Linked DNA regions of Homo sapiens: region 1 is linked to region 2. The links are chromatin contacts, found by Hi-C or POLR2A ChIA-PET in ENCODE. All regions are on one chromosome and are shown on one strand. Each heading gives the region's core, a stretch centred on a gene start or an enhancer-like site at or near the end of the contact. The rest is flanking DNA. Distances are from core to core; before and after follow the strand shown. Region 1 has its middle 140 kb from the start of MIR5192. Region 2 overlaps COMMD1 (copper metabolism domain containing 1).

Region 1 (3,445 bases), core at 554-3,053, 330 kb before region 2:
CGTCTCTACAGAAAATTTAAAAACTGGCTGGGGGTAGTGGTGGGTGCCTGTAGTCCCACCTACTTGGAAGGCTGAGGCAGAAGGATCACTTGAGCCCAGGAGGCCGAGGCTGAAGCAAGCAGTGTTCACATCACTGCACTCCAGCCTGGGTGACAGAGCAAGACCTTGTCTTGGAAAAAAAAAAAATTTTTTTAAATGTAAGCTCCAGGAGGGCAAGAAATGTATTTGTTTTGTTCACTACCAAATTCCAAATGCCTAAAAGAGTGCTTGACACATAGTAGGTGCTCGGTAAGTGTTTCCTGAACAAATGAAAACAGTAAATGAAAAAAGCCAGAGGCATTTGAGCCCAGCCTCAAAATACTGGGCTGACTATCCTTATAAATGCTTCTATGTGAATGAAATGTCTTTAAAAGGTTACAGAAGAAATAGGTCATGCTGGTTGCCTGTCAGAAGGTGAACTTGGTGGCTGGGAGACAGAATAGAAGGGAGGCTTTTCATTATACAGTATTCTATTTGTAGATTATTATGCAAAAAATATAACTTAAAAGTAAAAAGGAAAGCTTCTGTATCATTCCTTTTTCATATCTCCATAGTATGCTGTCCTGTGGATGTACTAGAAGTCATTTCATCAATCCTATTTTAATGGGCAAGTTAGTTATTTCCAAACTTTTGCTATTGCAAATAAAGTAGTCTGGATATTTACTTTTCACGTTATAATAAATAGGACACTGAGGTCTTTTTATAACCCCTTAACTTTGGTTATAAATCTTTGCAGTTGAAAATGTAACCAACATCCCCAAGTAAACAAAAGTTTACTGCAGTTAAGTCCATTTGCATTTGCTGGCTGGGAGTGGGGCAGCCTCAGGAAGCAGAGGCTCCTGGGAAAGGGATAATTTAATTAGCATTCTTGCAATCTCATTGGTAAACTCACCCAATCCCTAAGCCTGTATCCTGATAATTTATCAGGATAGGGCTGTCTTACAAAGGAGGGCAAAAAAACAAAAGAACAAACTTCTAACCAAGATGTGGCTCACGCCTGTAATCCCAGCACTTTGGGAGACCAAGGCAGGTGGATCACTTGAGCCCAGGAGTTCAAGACCAGCCTGAGCAACATAGCGAAACCCCATCTCTACTAAAATACAAAAAATGAGCCAGGCATGGTGGCACACACCTGTAGTCCCAGATACCCAGGAGGCTGAGAAGGGAAAATCACCTAAGCCCAGAAAGTTGAGGCTGCAGTGAGCTGTGATTGCACCACTGCAATCTAGCCTGGGCAAGGGGAGTGAGACCCTGTCTCAAAGACAAACAAACAAACAAAAAGTGAAGACAGTTCAGTATTCCTAATTCATACAATGGGAAACATCTGAACTAAAGATTGAGAATCCTGGGTCTGCTACCGAGAAGCAGGGTGACCTTGAGGAAATCACTTCTCTCCTCTGGGCCTCCATCACCAGGTCTGTGGAATGCAGCCTTTGTCTCCCTCCCTCTCACTGGAGACTCAAACACTATGTTGGGTGACTTGAGGCAGCTGCTGAATGGTAGCAGATCTGCCAGGGCTGTCACTTTGTGGTGGTTCTGTAGGTAAATACGGCACTGTGTTGGAAGAGAAAAACAAACAGAGAAGCAGCTGCCTTCTTTTCCAGAAATGACACCAATAGCCTGCAACTACTCAGGTTGATGGGCATGCAGCAGCCCGATGACTCCAGAGATGCGGGGGCAGGGAGCAGAGCATCTGAAACAGGGACATCAGGACCCAGTGACTGCTCTGGTATGACTCAGGGAGGCTGTCAGGGTTGAGCTCTCTGCCAGGGATCCAGAGTGTCCCAGGAGGCCGTCTCTTCTGAAGAATCTGACAAGGCCCAGGCTTCTGGGAATGACTCTGCCCTGTTCTCCTGCCTAACCTGAAAACAGACTCTGGGGAGAAGGAAGCTGATTGACACAGTTTCATTGCCCCCAACACTTGCAAGTGCAAACAGAGGCCACATACCTTCTTATTCTTTGGATCTGTAATCAGATCCTCATTTGGTAAAAAAAAAAATATGAAGTTGCGGCCAGGCCTAACACTTTTGGAGGCTGAGGTGGGTGGATCACCTGAGGTCAGGAGTTCGAGACCAGCCTGACCAACATGGAGAAACCCTCGTCTCTACTAAAAATACAAAAATTAGGTGGCATGGTGGCGGGCGCCTGTAATCCCAGCTACTTGGGAGGCTGAGGCAGGAGAATTGCTTGAACCCAGGAGGGGAGGTTGCAGTGAGCCGAGATCGCACCACTGCACTCCAGCGAGACTCTGTCTCAAAAAAAAAAAAAAAAAGAAGTTGCAGGAATTGCATTCAACCTCTTCAAGTTATGAATTTAATGAGAATAATTTTCTTGCTTATTTTTACAGTTTCATCAGCATTAAAATCTCATTAAAAAAGAATCTGTGGCTGGGCATTGTGACTCGCACCTGTAATCCCAACACTTTAGGAGGCTGTGATGACAGCTCACTGCACTCCAGCCTGGGCAGCAGCAGAATCACTTGAGGCCAGGAGCTGAAGACCAGACTGGGCAACATAGCTGGACCTCATCTCTACAAAAGATAAAAAATTAGCCATGTGAGGTGTATGCATTTGTAGTCTTAGCTTGGGAGGCTGAGGCAGGAGATATGCTTGAGCCCAGGAGTTCCAGGCTGCAGTGAGCTATGATAATGCCACGGTACTCTAGCCTGGGCAATAGAGCAAGACCCTGGCTCAAAAATGGAAGGAAGGAAGGGAGGGAGGGAGGCAGGGAGGGAGGGAGGGAGGGAAGGAGGGAAGGGAAAAGAAAAAGAGTTTGTGAAGTTCTCTTGCTTACAAATTTTATGAGAGACCTCAACAGAAAACTGTTCATTTTCAGTGTTGCCAGTTTTAAAAAATTTAAGCTGATGCGCTTCTGAATACTTTTCCTTTTTTGGCTTTTTTTTTTTTTTGAGCTCCACTGTCATATTTTCTAAATTGATCCCAACTCAACTTGTATTCATTCCTAGTGATCTAAGAGTTTACAAAATAAAGTTGTTTTTCTTCTAAAACATTCAACTTTTTTTTTTTTTTTTGAGACAGTGTCTTGCTCTGTTGCCCAGGCTGGAGTGCAGTGGTATGATCACAGTTCACTGCACTCCATCCTGGGCAACAGTAGCCTCGACCTCCCAAACTTAAGCAATCTTCCCACCTAAGCCTTCCAAGTAGCTGGGACTACAGGTGCTCACTACCATGCCCAGCTAATTTTTTGAGCTCTCTCTGTGGCTCTTTCCCCAGCTCCACCAGGGGTCTCACTATGTTGCCCAGGCTGGTCTCAAACTCCTGGGCTCAAGTGATCCTCTCACCTTAGCCTCCCAAGGTGCTGGGATTACAGGCATGAGCCACCACGCCTGTCCAAATTATTAATATTACAAAGCAAAATACAAAAATTTAGTAAATTTAAAAAATAA
Region 2 (3,588 bases), core at 906-3,405:
CAAGACCAGCCTGGGCAACATGGCAAAACCCCGTCTCTACAAAAAATATAAAAAATTAACCAGGCATGGTAGCTTGCACCTGTAGTCCCAGCTACTCAGGTGGCTGAGGTGGGAGGAACACTGGAGCTTGGGAGGCAGAGGTTGCAGTGAGCCGAGATTGTGCCACTGCACTCCAGCTTGGGCGATAGAGCAAGACCCTGTCTCGAAAAAAAAAAAAAAAAAAAGAAAAGAAAAGAAAAAAGAGAGACAAAAAGAAAAGAAAGAAAAATAAAAAAGATTTTTGAAAATGGGCAAACCTGGCCGGGCATCGTGGCTCACGCATGTAATCCCAGCACTTTGGGAGGCCAAGGCAGGTAGATTGCCTGAGGTCAGGCGTTCAAGACCAGCCTGGCCAAAAGTGGTGAAACCCTGTCTCTACTAAAAATACAAAAATTAGCCAGGTGTGGTGGTGTGTGCCTGTAATCCCAGCTACTCAGGATGCTGAGCAAGAGAATGACTTGAACTTGGGAGGCGGAGGTTTCAGTGAGCCAAGATTGCACCACTGCACTCCGGCCTGGGAGATGGAGCAAGACTCTTGTCTCAAAAAAACAAACAAAAAGGGCAAACCCAATAAGCACATAAAAAGATGTTCAACATCTCTAATCATTAAGGACTTCAACTCAAAACTAAATGAGATACCACTTTATATACATTCGGATGACAACTATCAAAAAAAAAAAAGAAAAAAAAAAAAAACCCAGAAACTAACAAGTGTTAGTGAGGATGTACAGAAACTGGAAACTTCATGTACTGCAAAAAACCGTAAAATTGAGCAACTGCTGTAGAAAATAGTTTGTCAGTTCCTTAAAAAGTTAAAACATAGAATTACCGTATGATCCAACAAGTCCACTCCTAGTATATACCCAAAAGAATTAAAAACAGAGACTAAAATAGATATTTGTATACCCATGTTCACAGCAGATTAGTCACAAGAGCCAAAAGGTGGAAACAACTCAAATATCCATCAACAGATAAATGGATAAACAAAATGTGGTATATGTACACAATGGAATATTATTCAGCCTTTAAAAGGAATGAAATCCTGATATGTACTACAACAACGATAAAAGTTGAAGACACTATGTGTAAAATAAACCAGACACAAAAGGACAAATATTGTGTGGTTCTATTTATATGAGGTACCTAGAATAGGCAAATACACAGAGAAAAAAGTAGAAAAGAGGTTACCAGGGGCTGAAGAGATGGAAATTGGGAATTATTGTTTAATGTGTACTGAATTTCTGTTTGGGATTTAAAAAAGAAAGATCTGCAAATAGTGGTGATGGTTATACAACATCATGAATGGGTTGGATGCAGTGGCTCATCTGTAATCCGAGTGCTTTGGGAGGTGGAGGCAGGAGGACTGCTTGAGCCCAGGACTTGAGGCTACAGTAAGCTATGATCATGCCACTGTACTCCAGCCTGGGTGGCAAGACTGCCATCTCTTAAAAAAGAAAACCATCTGTACTTAATACCACTGGGCTGTACTTAATACCACTGGACTGTACACTTAAAAACTGCTGAAATGGCCGGGCGCAGTGGCTCACACCTGTAATCCCAGCACTTTGGGAGGCTGAGGGGGGTGGATCATGAGGTCAGGAGTTCAAGACCATACTGGCCAAGCCAATATGGTGACACCCCATCTCTACTAAAAATACAAAAATTAGCCTGGCGTGGTGGTGCACACCTGTAGTCCCAGCTACTCGGGAGGCTGAGACAGAAGAATCGCCTGAACCCAGGAGGTAGAGGTTGCAGTGAGCCAAGATTGCACCACTGCATTCCAGCCTGGGTGACAGAGCAAGACTCTGTCTCAAAAAAAAAAAAAAAAAAAAAAAAAAAAAAAAAAAAAGGTTAAAATGGTAAAATTTTGTTATGTGTATTTTACCACAATTTTTTTTTTTTAAGTACTAAAGAAGGGCTTGGGCCAGAGGCCTTCTACATTTATCTTGGCAATAGAGCAGTGGCATACATGGAATGAAGCCCAGAGCCAACCAGCCAGTACACACATACTAGACAAACACAGGCAGTTCAACACTGCTGGGCAGGATACACTGTTGCCCTGAGTTTAGGACAAGGGATTTATATCCAAAAATTGCTTCCAAGTCCTCTTAAGGCTTGGCTTCCTGGCTTCCTCTCAAGCACCCCATCTGTCTGCAAGAATAGAAACAGACAGCCTGAACAGCTGAACGAAGTCCAACACCAGGGGCTGCGTGCTGGCAAGCTACTAGTCAGAGGCTGAGGACTTCAGCAGTGCCAAAGCCCTATTCTCACAGGGTCAATGAATCTGCAAAGACACTCATCTTTTTCTCTCCTCCTCTTTAAATCATTTTATTGGGTATAGTATACATAAGAAAGGGCACATCATAAGAAACAATGATTTTCTTTTAAAGTCTATAAAAAATTTATGTTCAGTAATCTCAAGTGCATCTCTCTGTAAGTTGAGAGTTTTAAAAATAAAATTACTTCAGCACAAACAACATCTTCTTAACTGCCAAATGTTAAATGATTTCTTTCATATTTTTCCCCAAGTGGAAGGGGTAATTATAGCTACCAGAAAACTCAAGTTGTATGTTAGACAGTCAACACTGCAATAAGACTGTTTTAACAATGACTAGAATTACCAAATTATGCTAACATAGTCTTACAAGAAAAAACAAGGTGTTACCCCCAATTCCTCACTTTCTCTCATTCTCTACATCCCTTCCAAGTCAACTCAAAGCAACTCACCCATATTCAAAACCTACACTCTACCTGCTCACTTCACTTCCTTAAAATTACCTCTATTTCCATGCCGTTATCTCACCTGGACCACTGTGAGAGCCCAGTAAGTGGCCTCCTGCTTTCACTTTTTTCCCCCTACAATACTGATTTTTATTAGTTATCCCTAGGTTTGACAAACAAGTTTTGGAACATATTATAATAAAAAAAGTTTTTAAAGGAAGGGACCTGTCATAAATGAGAAACAGAGATGGAAATGTGGAATGGAGATTGTGAGAAGTCCATGTAAACTCATTTCTACTATTTTTTGGAGTGGAATATTAATATTGGCTCCATTCATTTCTGAATACCTCATCTTATTAAGAGAATGAAGGATAACAGTTTTTCTTTTTGTTGTTTTGTATTTTTTTTTTCCTTGAAATCCCATTTACCTAATTAACATCACATGGAGGTTTCAAGGAAAAAGAGAATTGCTTTTAATGTGCAGAAAAGCAATTCCAACCTTAGTGATATTTTCCCCCTGGGATCTCAGTATCCCAGTACTGAGATCCCAGAAATCCATTCTCCATAGGTGAATCAAGGCAATCCTATTAGAATATAAGTCACATCACATCTTTCCTTGTTTAAAACCCTCTAATGGCTTCCCATTACACTTAAAATTCTTAACAAGGCTAATTTCTTGCCTTGGTTGCTCCCTCTGCCTGTATTTTGTGCCCCCAGATCTTCCTGGGGCTGCCTCCTTCTTGTCATTCAAAGCTCAGCTCACCTCAGAGAAGAAATCTTCCTTCACTCAAATTAAAGTAAAGCCACTTACTTTGAGATGGGGTCTGG

The links. A loop is a pair of places that touch in the nucleus more often than their neighbours do. ChIA-PET counts read pairs that join two places held with the same protein, here RNA polymerase II (POLR2A).
Region 1: a loop to region 2 is called in a map of cardiac septum, with 2.8 times the contacts of the local background. The contact joins two enhancer-like sites. A Hi-C loop is called at or near these places in 1 of 168 maps with a recorded cell type or tissue (cardiac septum). POLR2A ChIA-PET finds 5 or more read pairs at or near these places in 4 of 52 experiments (A549, BJ, GM10248 and 1 more).

The regions. Positions count from the first base shown.
Region 1 is chr2:62,339,454-62,342,898 of GRCh38, reverse strand. No RefSeq gene overlaps it. Among named protein-coding and RNA genes, the nearest start is that of MIR5192, 140 kb to the right of the region's middle. Within about 2 kb of position 1,803, at least 5 of the 41 ENCODE cell types and tissues checked have a DNase peak (open chromatin) inside an H3K27ac peak, as active enhancers do.
Region 2 is chr2:62,012,843-62,016,430 of GRCh38, reverse strand. The region is part of intron 2 of COMMD1 (copper metabolism domain containing 1); the gene reads right to left. Among named protein-coding and RNA genes, the nearest start is that of COMMD1, 110 kb to the right of the region's middle. Within about 2 kb of position 2,155, at least 14 of the 41 ENCODE cell types and tissues checked have a DNase peak (open chromatin) inside an H3K27ac peak, as active enhancers do.